2 separate regions of the Homo sapiens genome follow, and region 1 is linked to region 2. The links are chromatin contacts, found by Hi-C or POLR2A ChIA-PET in ENCODE. All regions are on one chromosome and are shown on one strand. The core of a region is the stretch at or near the end of the contact, and the rest is flanking DNA. Distances in the headings are between cores, read along the strand shown. Region 1 holds the start of LINC01315 (long intergenic non-protein coding RNA 1315). Region 2 has its middle 42 kb from the start of LINC01315.

Evidence for each region. Hi-C counts contacts between places; a loop is a spot of excess contacts on that map. ChIA-PET counts read pairs that join two places held with the same protein, here RNA polymerase II (POLR2A). Pooled maps may share reads with other maps.
Region 1: a map of endothelial cell of hepatic sinusoid shows a loop between it and region 2 (5-fold over the local background). The contact joins the promoter of LINC01315 here to the enhancer-like site in region 2. A Hi-C loop is called at or near these places in 7 of 168 maps with a recorded cell type or tissue (GM12878, astrocyte of the cerebellum, colonic mucosa and 4 more) and 10 of 50 pooled maps. POLR2A ChIA-PET finds 5 or more read pairs at or near these places in 9 of 52 experiments (AG04450, GM12878, H1 and 5 more).

What each region holds. Positions count from the first base shown.
Region 1 is chr22:42,367,172-42,374,461 of GRCh38, forward strand. It overlaps LINC01315 (long intergenic non-protein coding RNA 1315), which reads right to left and starts at 2,037. Exons shown (of 2, transcript NR_120597.1): 1 at 1,887-2,037. LOC124905126 (a long non-coding RNA gene) reads left to right here and starts at 2,321. Exons shown (of 2, transcript XR_007068114.1): 1 at 2,321-2,533; 2 at 4,291-4,655. RefSeq lists enhancers at 357-1,291, 1,584-1,703, 2,072-2,366 and a silencer at 2,074-2,233.
Region 2 is chr22:42,323,794-42,330,639 of GRCh38, forward strand. It overlaps a transcript of TCF20 not described here. Among named protein-coding and RNA genes, the nearest start is that of LINC01315, 42 kb to the right of the region's middle. RefSeq lists an enhancer at 1,611-2,238. Within about 2 kb of position 1,723, at least 2 of the 41 ENCODE cell types and tissues checked have a DNase peak (open chromatin) inside an H3K27ac peak, as active enhancers do.

The DNA.
Region 1 (7,290 bases), core at 787-3,286, 44 kb after region 2:
CCCATCTTTTATTTGCTTTGCCTACCATCCACCCAGAAAAGATTTGGGTCCTGCCCTCATGGCACTTACAATCGACAGGGGGAGCTAAACATTGACCAATTAATGGCATAAAAGTGTCCATGGAGGGGGTGGTCCCATGCTATGAGAGTCCATCATAGTGGAATCATCAAGTCAGGGAGGTCAGGGCAGGCTTCCTGGAGGAGGTGACATTTGTGCTGGGGCCCAAAGGATGAGGAGTGTTAATTGCTCTGACTCACTGTCATCCTTGCAGAGTCCCTCTCTGATATCCTCCTAAGGTCGCCTCCCCTCCCCATACCCTGGTCCCCTTCTTGACTGTCTGTTGTTCATCTATATCCCTGCCCTGGTCTGGAAGCCCTATGAGGGCAGAGGCCGGGCCTGTCTTAGTCACTGCTGAATTGCGCATGCCCGGCACTTAGTAGGTGTGCCGGACCACCTGTGGTGGTCTACACTGCCTATTTGTAACTATTTGCTGATCAAAAGAATAAACAACATGTGCAAAAGGCTTTGTAGTAGGGGAAATCCCAGGACAGGAGGATGTGGGAGTAGGAACGGGGGCAAAGGGACAGAAGGTGATGGGAGATGAGGCTGTGCCTCCCTAAGAACCTCCCTAGAAATGCGGGTATCTCCTCCAGCCAAGGGAAACCCTTCTGCCCTTCCCCTGTGGCAGAGACTGTGGTAGGGTGTCTTTCTTACCCTAGAGGAGAGAGTGTCGCATAAATACGCTGCCCCACCCGAAGCGCTCCAGGCACAGCACCCCGGACACAAAGCAGGTGGGCACTAGCACCCCCTGCCCAGTACTCTGCCACCAGCTTCCCTCCTGCGTTCATTCTCTCACCCAGTGCTGCGGGGCCACCTGGAGCTACAGAGAGGGAGTGGGATCCACCCCCAGCAGATCCGAAGGTCTCAATCCAGGGCTTCCCTGCATCCCAGCCCCAGGTCTCACCTGCACTACCCCCATGGCTAGCACCCTTTCTCCTCACTGAGGCGGAGGTGGAAGAAGAGGAGCCAGGACAAATGGGGTTTGAGTCCCTGGGTCTGATTACGAGCGTGGGACGGGTGCCAAATTGGCCTCTTCGTCCCTCAGCTTCCTCACAAGTGAGGTGGAGACTCCCCAGGCTTCCCCGGAGCCAGGGACAGAGTGAGCGCTTGATGATCCCGTCTAAAAGTCTCAAAATGAGCCCCCTTTGGTCTCGCTCTGTCGCCCCAAATCCCTCTCCCGCCTCAGCTGCAGTTTCTCCAGCTCCCGAGGAAGGGGGGCACCCGAATTCCAGCCGCTGAGGCTGGAGTTTGGAGTTCGCCCAAGGAGCTTCCGCCCTGGGATGCGGCTGAGACCCGACAGGTGGGTCCCGTCCCCGCCCCAGATGTGCGCCTGGCCCCTCGGAGGCGCGGCTCCGCCTACGCCCAGACCCTTCCTCCCCGCCAGCCCGCTCAGCGCGCTCTGGCAAACTTTCCGCGTCCAGAACCCGCCCGCGTCTACACCTGCTCGCGGTTCAACCGCAAGCGCAAGTCTACACGGTCTCACCTGCCCCCGGGTTGCTGAAGGGTGCCTCGGTCACGGGGCCGCGTCTCCACAGGCTCAACAGCTGCGAGTCCCCGGGACTGCCGACCTCAGCCTTGGGGATCCGTCTTGACCACCCCCGGATTCGGAGGCGCCCGGGCCGGACCACCTGTGCTGGTCTCCACCTCCTCGGCAACCCCGGGTCACCGGAGATGCTGCAGCTCGAGGGTCCCGCCTGCACCATCCATGGCTCTCGAGATCCTTCAGAGCGCGGACCCGGCCGAGACCCCGCGGAGCCGCTGCGCGTGGCTGGTGCCCGCGGTCGCCCCGCAGTCCCGTATGCGGCGAAACCGCCGGGGCTGCTTACCTGGCCCGCACCCTCACGCTCCCGTCCGGGCTGCGCAGCCGCTTCTCTCACACATTTTGCGATAACATCGATGGCGAAAGAAAATGTTGTAAATCCTCCTGCGGCCACGTGGCTGTCCCCCCACCCCCTTCTCCCTTTCTCTGGCCCTCAGGACAAAAAGGCCCCGCGGCCGGCCGCTGGCCACGGGGCTCTGGGCGGGCGAAGCTGGCTGCAGCGGGGCGTGGTCTGGGGAGGGGCCGGACCGGGGCGGGCGGGGCGTGGTCGGGGCAGGGGCGGGGCGCGCTGGTTCCGGCCGCCCTCCCCGCGGAAACCGGGCCTGAGACTAGGGCTCCTGTTCCAGCTCTTGATTGGTCGGTCGGCCAGCACTGCTGACGTCTGATTGGCTGAGACAAAGAAGGGACTAAGGCCGTAGGGGTGGGGGTTTGTGGATTTCATTCTTTGCCTTTTCGCTCCGGCGGTGGCCGCTGCTCTTTCGGACCTTCCTGAACTCTGCGGCCTTTTCCTCTCTGCTTCCGTGGTCCCTATCATAACGCTACCTGCATTTCCTTGTCCTTCTCTACCAAACAGCACCTGGAGATAGGGACATGGGGTTCGTGCTGCTCACCACTGTCTCCCCAGGGCCTAGCACACAGTACGTGCTCAAAACGGTTAGTTGAATGAATTCGTGGAAAATATGCATACAGGTGTTTAGAGCTATCTTTAATGTTGGCAACATCCCTAGGAGATATTACTATTCTCTCCCGAGGATGAGGAAACCGAGGTGCAGCGAAATTCGGTCACGTGGGGATGAATGGCTGAGCTGATGCTGGGACATGCTTACATTACTGGATCTCGGATCCTCTACACAGTGATGCCCTGTGCAGTGTCAGAGCTCAGTTTCCCGTCTATCAAGAGTGTTGTGTTAGAGCACAAGATAGGTTAGAAGATGGGTTATTACTGCCAGGTCCTGTGGCTCACGCCTATAATTCTAGCACTTTGGGAGGCCAGGGTGGGAGAAGCGCTTGCGCCCAGGAGTTCGAAACCAGCCTGGGCAACATGGCGAAACCCCGTCTCTACAAAAAAAAAATTAAGAAGTTTTCTGGGCATGGTGGTGTGCACCTGTACTCCCAGCTACTTGGGAGGCTGAGGTGGGAGGATCACTTGAGCCCAGGAGTTGGAAGCTGCAGTGTTATGATTGTACCACTTGCACTCCAGCCTGGGTGACAGAAAAAAAAAAAAACCCGTCTCTACTAAAAATACAAAAAATTAGCCTGGCGTGGTGGTGGGCACCTGTAGTCCCAGCTAGCTACTCGGGAAGCTGAGGCAAGAGAATGGCGTGAACCCGGGAGGCGGAGCTTGCAGTAAGCCGAGATGGCACCACTGCATTCCAGCCTGGGTGACAGAGTGAGACTCCATCTCAAAACAAAACAAAAACAAAAACAAAAAAACTTACTTCGGCCGGGCACAGTGGCTCACGCCTGTAATCCCAGCACTTTGGGAAGCCGAGGTGGGTGGATCACCTGAGGTCAGGAGTTCGAGACCAGCCTGGCCAACATCATGAAACCCCATCTCTACTAAAAAATACAAAAATTAGCTGAGCATGCTGGTGGGCACCTGTAATCCCAGCTACTCGGGAGGCTGGGGCAGGAGAATCACTTGAACCCAGGAGGCAGAGGTTGTAGTGAGCTGAGGTCATGCCACTGGCACTCCAGCCTGGGTGATAAGAGCGAAACTCTGTCTCAAAAAAAAAAAGTGTCATTTAAATGAACATGCTTGAACATGCTATACCCAGCACTGTGCTTGGCAGTATGAATGACACAGCCTCTGCTTCCATGTTAAATTCCTGGTAACCTGCTGGGCTCTTTCCCTTCCTGGGAATCCATCCCCTGAACCCCCCTCTGCACCCCCATCACAGGGGAAGTTGGAAGCACTCTGCTCAAACCATGCTGCATTGCCCACTCTGACAGTTTGGGGCATTTGGGGTGGATTTTCCTGTGGAAGTCATGGGGAGCACCGTGAAGCAGACTGACTTCCCGGCTGCTGTTCTCTGATGGAGAGGGGGTCCTTGGGATGCCCCCCCAAGTAGGTCCTTTTGATTGAGAGATGATGTATGAGATGGGATGGGGGAGAGGGCTTCCTCTGACAAAGGAAGGTGTAGAAGCTTCTCCCGGAGTTGGGCAGAGAAGGGTTAATCAACTAGAAAAATGCTGAGAGCCTGTCTCCCATAGGCAGCCAGATTGAGGCATGAAGAGGAGGAGCTGGCTTGGTGGTGTGGTGAATGAGTGCTCCCTGCATCTGTCTTCACATGGCCTTCTTATAGGGACATCAGTCATTAGATTTAGGCCCCATCCTAATCCGGTATGACCTCATCTTAAGAAGATTACATTTGCAAAGACCCTATTTCCTAATCAGGTTGCATTCACAGGTATCGGCGGTCAGGACTTCAATATATCTTTCTGGGGGACACAGTTCAACAAGGCTCAATGAGGAAAGAACATTTTGATTAGTAGGGAACATCGAGAGCAGAGGCCCCAGGGCTGCACAAGGTGGATGTCCCTGTCGCTGCCCACTGTTCTCTTGGGACTACACAGATCCTGGTGCCTAGCAGCTGTGGAAACAGAGTTGGGAGGCAGCCGACCCTCTGGACATCAGGCCTTTTCAGCTGACCCTGCCCAGCCTGGTGCCAGAGCAGGGCCCTGCCTGCCTGCCCCTCCTCCCTCTTCCTGCCTGGTCCTCATTCCCACCCACATCCCAAGATGGACAAGGACAATAAAAGCTGTTTCATAAGCAGCTGGTGATTAATTGCCAAGCTAATTAAAGAGGCAGTAATTGCACTCTGATTTCAGAGGAAGGAGTGATGTCTTGGGCAGGGGTGGGTGGTCAGCTTAGGTCTCCCTGACAAGGCAGAGCCAGAAGACAGAAAGGATTTGAAAAGCCAGGAAGAAAAAACAGGTGCACTTTTTTTTTTTTTTTGAAACGGAGTCTCGCTCTGTCTCTCAGGCTAGAGTGCAGTAGTGCAATGTTGGTCCACTGCAACCTCCACCTCCCAGGTTCAAGTGATTCTCCTGCTTCAGCCTCCCAAGTAGCTGGGACTACAGGTGCATGCCCCCATGCCCCACCAATTTTTTTTTTTTTAGACAGAGTCTCACTCTGCTGCCAGGCTGGAGTGCAGTGGCACGATCTCCGCTCACTGCAACCTCCGCCTCCTGGGTTCAAGCAATTCTCCTGCCTCAGCCTCCCTAGTAGCTGAGACTACAGGCATGCACCACCACACCCAGCTCATTTTTGTATTTTTAGTAGAGACAGGGTTTCACTATGTTGGCCAGGCTGGTCTCGAGCTCCTGACCTCAGGTGATCCTCCCTCCTCAGCCTCCCAAAGTGCTGGGACCACAGGCATGAGCCACTGTGCCCATCCGAAGCACCCTCTTTCTAGAGGTGCACCTGTTGGCTGCGCACAGTGGCTCACACCTGTAATCCCAGCGCTCTGGGAGGCCGATGTGGGTGGATCACCTGAGCTCAGGAGTTCGAGACCAGCCTGGCCAACATGGTGAAACCCTGTCTCTACTAAAAATACAAAAATTAGCTGGGTATGGTGGCACGCACCTGTAGTCCCAGCTACTTGAGAGGCTGAGGCAAGAGAATCGCTTGAACCTGGGAGGCTGCGGTTGCAGTGAGCCAAGATTGCACCATTGCACTCCAGCCCAGGCGACAGACAGAGACTCCATCTCAAAAAAAAAAAAAAAAAAAATAGTGGGTGCTTCAATCATAGCTGCACATAGCTGCAATATTTCATTTGACAGAGTCAGATGGGGGACTTAGATGCTTAAGCTTATCTCTGTACTTTTCCATGTCTTCGAAATATTTCATTAACATCCACACACACACAAAAATGGCAGGGGAGAGGTTAAGTGTTTCTAAATTCTAGTTTGGGATTTATAAATGGCTTCAAATACCAGTGTGCCTTACTTTACACAGTGGAGAGGGTCTTAAAATTCTGCGTCAATTGAATCCCGTTGGCCTACCCAGTAAATCTTAACGCCTCTGATGCTCTAGCTTCATTTCTGATTGATTTTCCCTGGCAGAGGTACCAAATTCTTTGCTTTAAGTGTCAGGCTCTCTCTGTCAAGTAGTTAATGACCTATAAAGCACTTAAAACGTACTGGAGGAGATGCGATTTGGAGGCACCCTGCAGTGTATCCTCTCTTATTGTCGGTAATCACCCCTCATTTATTTGCTCTTATTGGTTTGGAATTTGCTATCAGGTTTTCCTAAAGCCAAGCCCACCAGGAATGGTCCAATTCTATGTGGGCCCAGATGGGTGCCGGGATTGGAACCTAGGGGCAGTGGGCAGCCAGTGTGGCCTCTTTCCTCACGAGCCCTTCGGCTTGGGTGCCCTGGTCATCTCATGGCCACACATTCAGCGGCTCTGCCTCTTGCCAGCTGAGTGATCTTGAGCATTCAGTGCCCCCCTCCAAGCCTCACTTTCCTCTTCCACACTGCCCCAGAGCTGGTGCCTGCCCCTGAACAACTGGAAGATGACTCCAGCCTGGTGAAGTCAGTGCTGGGAGCCGTAGAAGAGGCCCAAGGTCAGGGTGAGCATGGAGGTCATGACCGAGGCAAGCTCCAGGGTCAGAGGTCATAGGAAGCATCCCCAAGGAGCACAAAACAGGGTGGGCCACTGACCTCGGGGCAGAAGAGCCTCTCAGAGAGGGGCCCAGCCTGGGAGGCAGAATAGGCTCTTCTAGGAGGGAAAGTGTCTTCATTTTCTTTTCTTTTTTTTTCCTTGAGACGGAGTCTTGCTCTGTCGCCCAGGCTGGAGTGCAATGGCGCAATCTTGGCTCATTGCAACCGCCATCTCCCAGGTTCAAGCGATTCTCCTGCCTCAGCCTCCTGAGTACTGGGACTACAGGCATGCACCACTACACCCAGCTAATTTTTCTATTTTTAGTAGAGACAGGTTTCGCCATGTTGGCCAGGCTGGTCTCAAACTCCTGACTTCAGGTGATCCACCTGCCCTCAGCCTCCCAAAGTGCTGGGATTACAGGCGTGAGCCTGGCCAGTGTCTTCATTTTCTATGGCTGCTGTAACTAATCACCACAAACCTGGTGACTTAAAACAACACACGTTATCCCTATTGAAAAGCCGGGAGAAAAAAGAAAGAAAAAAATTATTTTTTAAAAACCCACAACACGACACACATTTATTTTCTTACAGTTCTCAAGACCGGAAATTCAGAATCAGTTTCAACAGGCAGAAACCAGGGTGTTCACAGGGCCACGTTCCCTCCAGAAGCTTTGAGGAGTATCCGTTTCCTTGCCCTCTCCTGCTTCTGGGGCTCTGTTCCCCGGCTGTGGCCTCTTCTTCCATGTTCAAAACCAGCGGCGTACCATCTTCAGACCTCTTTCTCTGCTTCCATCATCACACC
Region 2 (6,846 bases), core at 473-2,972:
TGTGAGGATTAAATGGGAGAGTGAGCTGTTGCGGTGGTCGCGGTGGTGGTAGTGGTGATGGAGGTTATGGTGGTGGTGGTGGTGGTGGTGATGGAGGTTATGGTGGTGGAGGTGGTGGTGGTGATGGAGGTTATGGTGGTGGTGGTGGTGATGGAGGTTATGGTGGTGGTGGTGATGGTGGTGGTGGAGGTTATGGTGGTGGAGGTGGTGGCGGAGGTTATGGTGGTGGTGGTGGTGATGGAGGTTATGGTGGTGGTGGTGGTGGTGATGGAGGTTATGGTGGTGGTGGTGGTGGTGATGGAGGTTATGGTGGTGGTGGTGGTGGTGGTTATGGTGGTGGTGGTGGTGGTGGTGATAGAGGTTATGGTGATGGTGGTGGTGATGGAGGTTATGGTGGTGGTGGTGGAGGTTATGGTGGAGGTGGTGATGATGGTGGTGATGGTGGTGGCCATTATTATTGGAAGGGGAAGGGAACAAAGGAAAGAGGGTGTGGGAGGGAGGAGAGACGAATAAACCAGTGAGGGTAAAAGGTAAACATTAATTAATTTCACTAGGCCTGATAAGACTTGAGAGAAATGGAAACTGGGAGACAAACAGAAGTAGTGATAGAAGAAAATAACCTCCACCATTCCAGAAAATAATCTCCACCATCTGAGAAAATAATCTCCACCATTCCAGAAAATAATCTCCACCATCTGAGAAAATAATCTCCACCATCCGATAAAATAATCTCCACCAACCGAGAAAATAATCTCCACCATTTGAGAAAATAATCTCCACCATTGGAGAAAATAATTTCCACCATCCGAGAAGATAATCTCCACCATCCGAGAAAATAATCTCCACCATTCGAGAAAAAATAATCTCCATCATTTAAGAAAATAATCTCCACCATTTGAGAAAAAATAATCTCCACCATCTGAGAAAATAATCTCCACCATCTGAGAAAATAACCTCCACCATTTGTTCTGAATCGTGTGGTTTGCTAATGTCCTTTTACAGCCACTGTCTCATGCAATCTCCCAGCAGCCTGGGGAGTCTTATTATCTCCATCTTGCAGGTGAGGACCCAGAGGCCCTGAGGGAATACAAGGCACATGGGGAATATGGCCTGCCTCAGGTCTGGGGATGAAGAGAGGCCAGAAGAAGCCAGGCTCGGATGCCTCATCCCAAAACTGGGTTCTCCCCTTGGCCCTAGCCTGGTGCCTGAGAGTGCAGACCCGGATGCTCCCTCTTTGTCTTCCCACCCTGCTGGGACTCAGGAAACCGCATGGGCGGGTGGGAGGATGCTGAGCTCTCTGCCGGCAGCCCCAACTACAGATGCCTCTCCGTGCTCAGGCTTCTGGGCCAGCGCCCCCCTAACCAGAGCTCTGCTCCTCTGGGCCTCCTCCCGACTGGGCACTCGGATACTCTATGGTGCTGGAGCCACCACCTCTGTGCTCCCCTGGATGTTCTGGGCGGGGCCAGGCAAGGAAATGTTCCTCCCTGGGAAGCCCAGGGCAGCAGCAGCCACTCCCAGGCTGGCTCTGAGAGGCAAAACCTCCAGGAAAAGTGCCTCTGCCCGGTGGCCCCCACTCAGCCACTCCTCACCTCAACAGGTGGGGCCCTTGGGGCCAGGCCCACGTGACTGTCACAGCAAGACCACCCTTTCCTGCCCAGTAAACCCTGATTTCCTCCCCCAAGAGGCAGGGCTGGCACCAGCCCAAGCAGTACTCATGCACACGGTGGCAAGTCACACCAGCTCGGGGGGAGGGGAGGGCATGAGACTTCATTCAATTCTGGCCACGTCTGTGTAGTGAGCCCTTCGGCCTGGGCATTGTGCCAGGCATCCCAGGTAGGCAGGACAAAGGGAGGCCCTCAAGGAGCTCACAGTCCAAAACAGGGTAGAAGCTGGGCCGCACCCAAGGACGGCACCCTGAGGCTACGCAGGACAGGGAACCATCACCTGCCAGAGCTGGGAAGTGGAGGCCGTGGGGAGCAAGGCACTGCATTTCCGAGCCCCAATTCTGCAGCCGACTTGCCTGGAGCCAGCGCGCCTCTCTGAGGTTCAGCCTCTCATGTCAAAAGTGGGGGTCAGGGCCCTAGCTTGCAGGATTAGCAGGGTTCAGAGGCACAGGTACTGCTATTATTGCCGTCCTCAGGTGAGTAAGACATGGTTTCTCCCAGGCACCAGCATCTGTCTTGCTCTGGTTGTTGTCACAGGACATCTGGCCTGTGCACCACCTAAGGCCCCCTTTCAAGACCAAAATACAGGCTTCTCTGGCTGCCAGGGGTGCCAGCTGCTGAGGGTCCCTTTGGTGAAGGAGCCAACTCCCCCCAGGAGAGGAAGGAGCCATCCTCTCCTGGGGACAGCTAACCACTGACCAGTCAACGCAGGATGTAATGGCTGAGCCCCTGCCTTGGTCTGGAACCAAGCGGGACCACCCCTGCTCCCAAGTGCCCGTGAGATCACCTGAGGCCTCTGTTTCTATTGCACTGCAGCCCAACCTCACCCTCTGCCCCCCACAGGAGTTGTTATTAAGAGTGTTCCCCAGTAAACCTCTCCAGGGTCACCCTGGATTCTGATTCTGGTGAAGCCGCCCTGTGACAATGCCCCTTCCCATCTCGGCTGGGGCCCAAGAGCCGTGCACCAAATCCCTCATAGAAATGAGACATAGCACCGTCGCCTGCTATGCTGCCAGCAGCACCTTGGACAGACCCTGTGACATGCTTCCAACTCTCCGCTCTTCAATCTAGGGCAGGCATTTGTGCCCAGCTGACAGATGCCAGGTTCTGGGTAAGGATGGGGGCCACCAGCGAGAGCCCTGGACTCAAAGCCTCAGGGAGCCAGGTACAGGCTCAGCCCTGCCGTTTAGCCAGGCCACCCAAGGCCAGCACATCACCCCTCTGGGCCTCAGTTTCCTCATCTGTAAAACCATAACTGTAGTCTGGACAGAACCTTTACATTGGCAAAGAGCTGCCATGTCCCCTCTTAGGGGGCTCCACCAGAGCAGCATCAACCTTGCTAATCTTCAACTGAAGAGCCCAGAGAGGGCCACACTTGCCCGATGCCACACAGCCAGCTGATTCCAGAGCCGGAGCGCTGGGCACAAGCACCCTGCTCTGCAGCGGCCACTCACTCAATCCTTTACCAATCATTTCTGGAATGCCTTTTATAGTGAGGAAAGGGCAGATCTTTTTCCACAACATGACGCGATCTGGCAGCAGATCAGGAAGGAGAAGAGGAACGATCACGTATTCAATGATGACTGTGTGCCAGGCACTTCTCCAAGAGACTCTAACCCTCGCGGCAACGATGAGGCGAGGGGCTATATCCCAGCTTGGAGGGGAGGGGGCGGAGGCACTGGGTGCCCACAGAGCTAAGCCAGGGTTTACCCCAGGGCTGAGTCTGGAGGCTGGCACTGATATAGAGGGGCCACGGCAATGCCCTTGGCGCAGGAGCTAAGAATGGTGCTAGATGTAACCCTTCCTGAAGACATCCCCAGGTGGGGAGAGGCCTCATGCTGAAGGATCAGAAGGTGGAGCAGTGGGCACCTGCCATGGCCCTCAGAAAACCCTGCTGAGGGAAGGCACCTCTGACCTTGGCCATGAACTCCCCCTCCCCCAACCTGCCAATGAGATAGAAGCCAGAGGTGCAGGGCACAGGCCTCTCCACCAACCTGCAGCTGGGCCCAAAGGGTGAGTGGGAACCCCAGGAAATGGGACAGGAGACACGGCTCACTCATTTCCTGTGCGGAAGCTTCGGGCCAGGGCACCTCGCACAGACACTTCACACACATTCCCACAATAAGTCCTCACATGCAGGCTTTGATGGGACAGTGAGCCCATTTTATAGATGAGAAAACCGAGGCTCAGAGATGGCACCCTCCTTACCCGAGACTGAATGCAGAGGAAGAGGTGGAGCTGGGCTGTGAACCCTGAGACTTCTAGGCCTGGGGCTCTAAGGACATTCCAGATTCACAGAATCCAAAAGTCCATGTCTGACATCTCATGTGACCGCTCCCAGAGGGCCCAGCTCATCAGGCACCACACCCCTGCCCTCAGATCCTCTTGCTCAAAAAACACAGGTTGCCTTCCCCGGCCTCAAAGTATAGCACTCCCTACCGCAGGGGCTTTGCACAGGCTTTCTCTTAGCCTTGCACACTGTTTCCTGCTTACTCATTTAATTCCTACCTCCTTCCCATCATAGCTCTGGGCCCCCTCCTCCAGGAAGCCTCCCTGACTTCCTTCAGTCTTCACAGCCCTTATGTCAGCTGCGACGTTACTTTCACCTCTGTGAATATCTGATTTGCCATTACTATTGTTGGGTCAGGGCTTGTCTTCTCTCAACTGAACAAATGCCCCTTCTCCACCCACCCTCCCAGGCTCAGCCATGCAGGGGGCGTGAGCTGCTCTCTACTCGGGAGAACCACACGTCTCTAGCTGTTCTGCCCACGTGTCCGCTCCAGCCAGACTGGACACAGCCTCTGCAGGGCCCAGCTCTCTGCAACATATTTTCAGCAAATGAGCAGCCCTGTGGGGCATCCTGTGGGCTCCCCTGAGGCAAGACGGGATGGGCGCCCTCAGGGTCCAGGCATGTGGCTCCGAGGTCTAGGCCCACTGAGGGTGTGTGTGGAGGCAGCTCAGCTCTAAGGCTCTAGCAGTACCCAGTCCCACAAGGCTCAAGCACAGCTCCCATCCGCAGCCCCCCGTGAACCTGGTCTGGTCCCCTGTCCAGCCCCCTTCCCACCTTCATCTCTTGGTTGCACATCCAGGCTCTAGCTTCAGATCACCCAGGATCAAATGCCAGCTCACCTACTCCCTGGCTCACCTCCCACTCACCCACGCCCTGAGCAAGTCACTTAACCTCTCTGTGCCTCCGTTTCCTGGTCACAGGGTTGTGGGTAGAGTCAAAGGGATCACACATGTGAAATGCTTAATCTAGGTGCTGGCACACGGTCAGGGCTCAGCACCCCTTTGGGATTGTCAGTGTTCACTGGTTCACTAAACCCCTTTGCTAAAGCTTGCCCCAGACGGGGGGGAAAGCCCCCACCCCAGGTCTTAGCCAGGGAAGGGCATCCCCGGTGAAAGTCACAGGCTGGGGCAGGACAAGCCACAAGCATCCTGGTGCTCTCTCCAGCCTCGTGCCTCCCTGCCCACTGTGTGGGAAGCCTGAAACGCCTGAACCACATGACCCCAGGCCCAGGCCGGCTGGAGCCTGCTCTGTCCACATGGGTCTCCCAGCACCCTCCACCTCACTCTGCAGCCCCTTGTTTGTTAATTTCATTTCCCCGCTCCCCCTCTGAGCCAGGACAGAGACTGGTGGGGTCTCCAAGAGCCCGGGAGAGGCGGGTGGATCTGATAAACCATTCTCTTCCAGGGCCAGCACCTTCTCAGGCAGGCGGCAGCGCAGTCACACCAAGAAGTGATAAGGAGTCAGAAGAGCGGTGGGAATTCCTCCCTTCCTGCAGCAAGGCCATAAACCATCCTCATCCCCAGCACACAGGCTGCCAAGGGCTGCTTCCATCCGCCCAGCTGTGGGGGTGAGCACCTGGCGAGACTGGCGCCCAGCCTGAACGCACCTGCCAGGAGAATGGCCACAGGACAGATGACCACGTAGGACTCAGGGCCTCACACTCGCCTCTGCAGGAGGAAGAGACCATGGATATTCAGGAGCAAAGTAAGGAGGGCGAGCAGGCTCAAGGAGGAGAGAAGCGGGGCTCGAGGCTGGGAGGCCATGAATGCCGAGCCAGAACGTGGGCTTTGTGCAGTGGTAACAGGGAGCTATGGATGGTGTGGGGTGGAAAAAGCAAGGAGACGGGAGGGGAGGTGGGGTCAGGATGACCATAGTAGACACATGCTGGATCGCCACCCAGGAGGCCACTGCAGGGATGCAGGAGGGCTGAGAGGGTGGCCTAGCCACAGACGGTGGCAGAGAAACCGGGAAGCAGCTCAGGGCTGGCCGTGGGGGAGGCCAGAGGCTCTTGGGGCTGCAGGCCAGTGCCCATTCCCTTGCCACTCCCCCCACCGAGTCCCCTTCCTCCCCCTGCCTGCCTGCCCCATCCCCAAGCAAAGCCAAGTGGGAAAGTGTGGCCCCCGAAATGGCTGTGGGCTCAGTGGGAGGTGGAGGGAGTATGAACTCACCAGGGGCCACCAAGTTCAAATACAGGTAGGTCCTGGCCCAGAGTAATAGGAAACCCACCCAGCCATCTAGCAGAGGCCCTCGGCTGCCTGTGGGCCCCTTCCCTTGGCCTCCTCCATCAGGCAAGAGCTTAAGGCCTCAACAGGGACCCAGGCCCACCGCCACCCCATCTGAGTGGCCCTGCAGATTCCACTCCAAGCTGAGCAGACAACCCCTGGCCAGGGCCTCTCAGGGGGCCACCAGGCAGGCTGGAGGCTGCAGAGGCCTGGAGGGCACTGCCTTCTATGCTGTGGGTCTCAATTTCCTCATCTGCAGCATGAAACAGTGATCCTTCCTTCCAGGGCCATAACAAAGGGTCAATGAGAGGGCATCACAGTGAACTTGCTGAGCACAGGGCAGGAATAAGTCCCTGAGGCACTGACGTTTGCAGTGTCCCCGGGTGCCCAACATCCCTCCAAACACCTCGCTCCTTCCCCCCCACCTCAGGGCCTTTGTACACGCTGTTCCTCCTGCCTGCAACACTCTTCTCTGTGTCTCTCCCCTGCTGGTTGTTCTGAGCTCAGATGCTATATCCTCCAGGAAGTCTTTTCTATCCCCTAGATGAGGTCACAGCCCCACAGTCTCCCCCAAACCAGACTGAAAACTCCACGAATGCAGAACAGGGACTGTCTTGCTCACTGCTGTGTGTTCTTACTATTTATTAAATGAATAAATAAATGAGTGGAT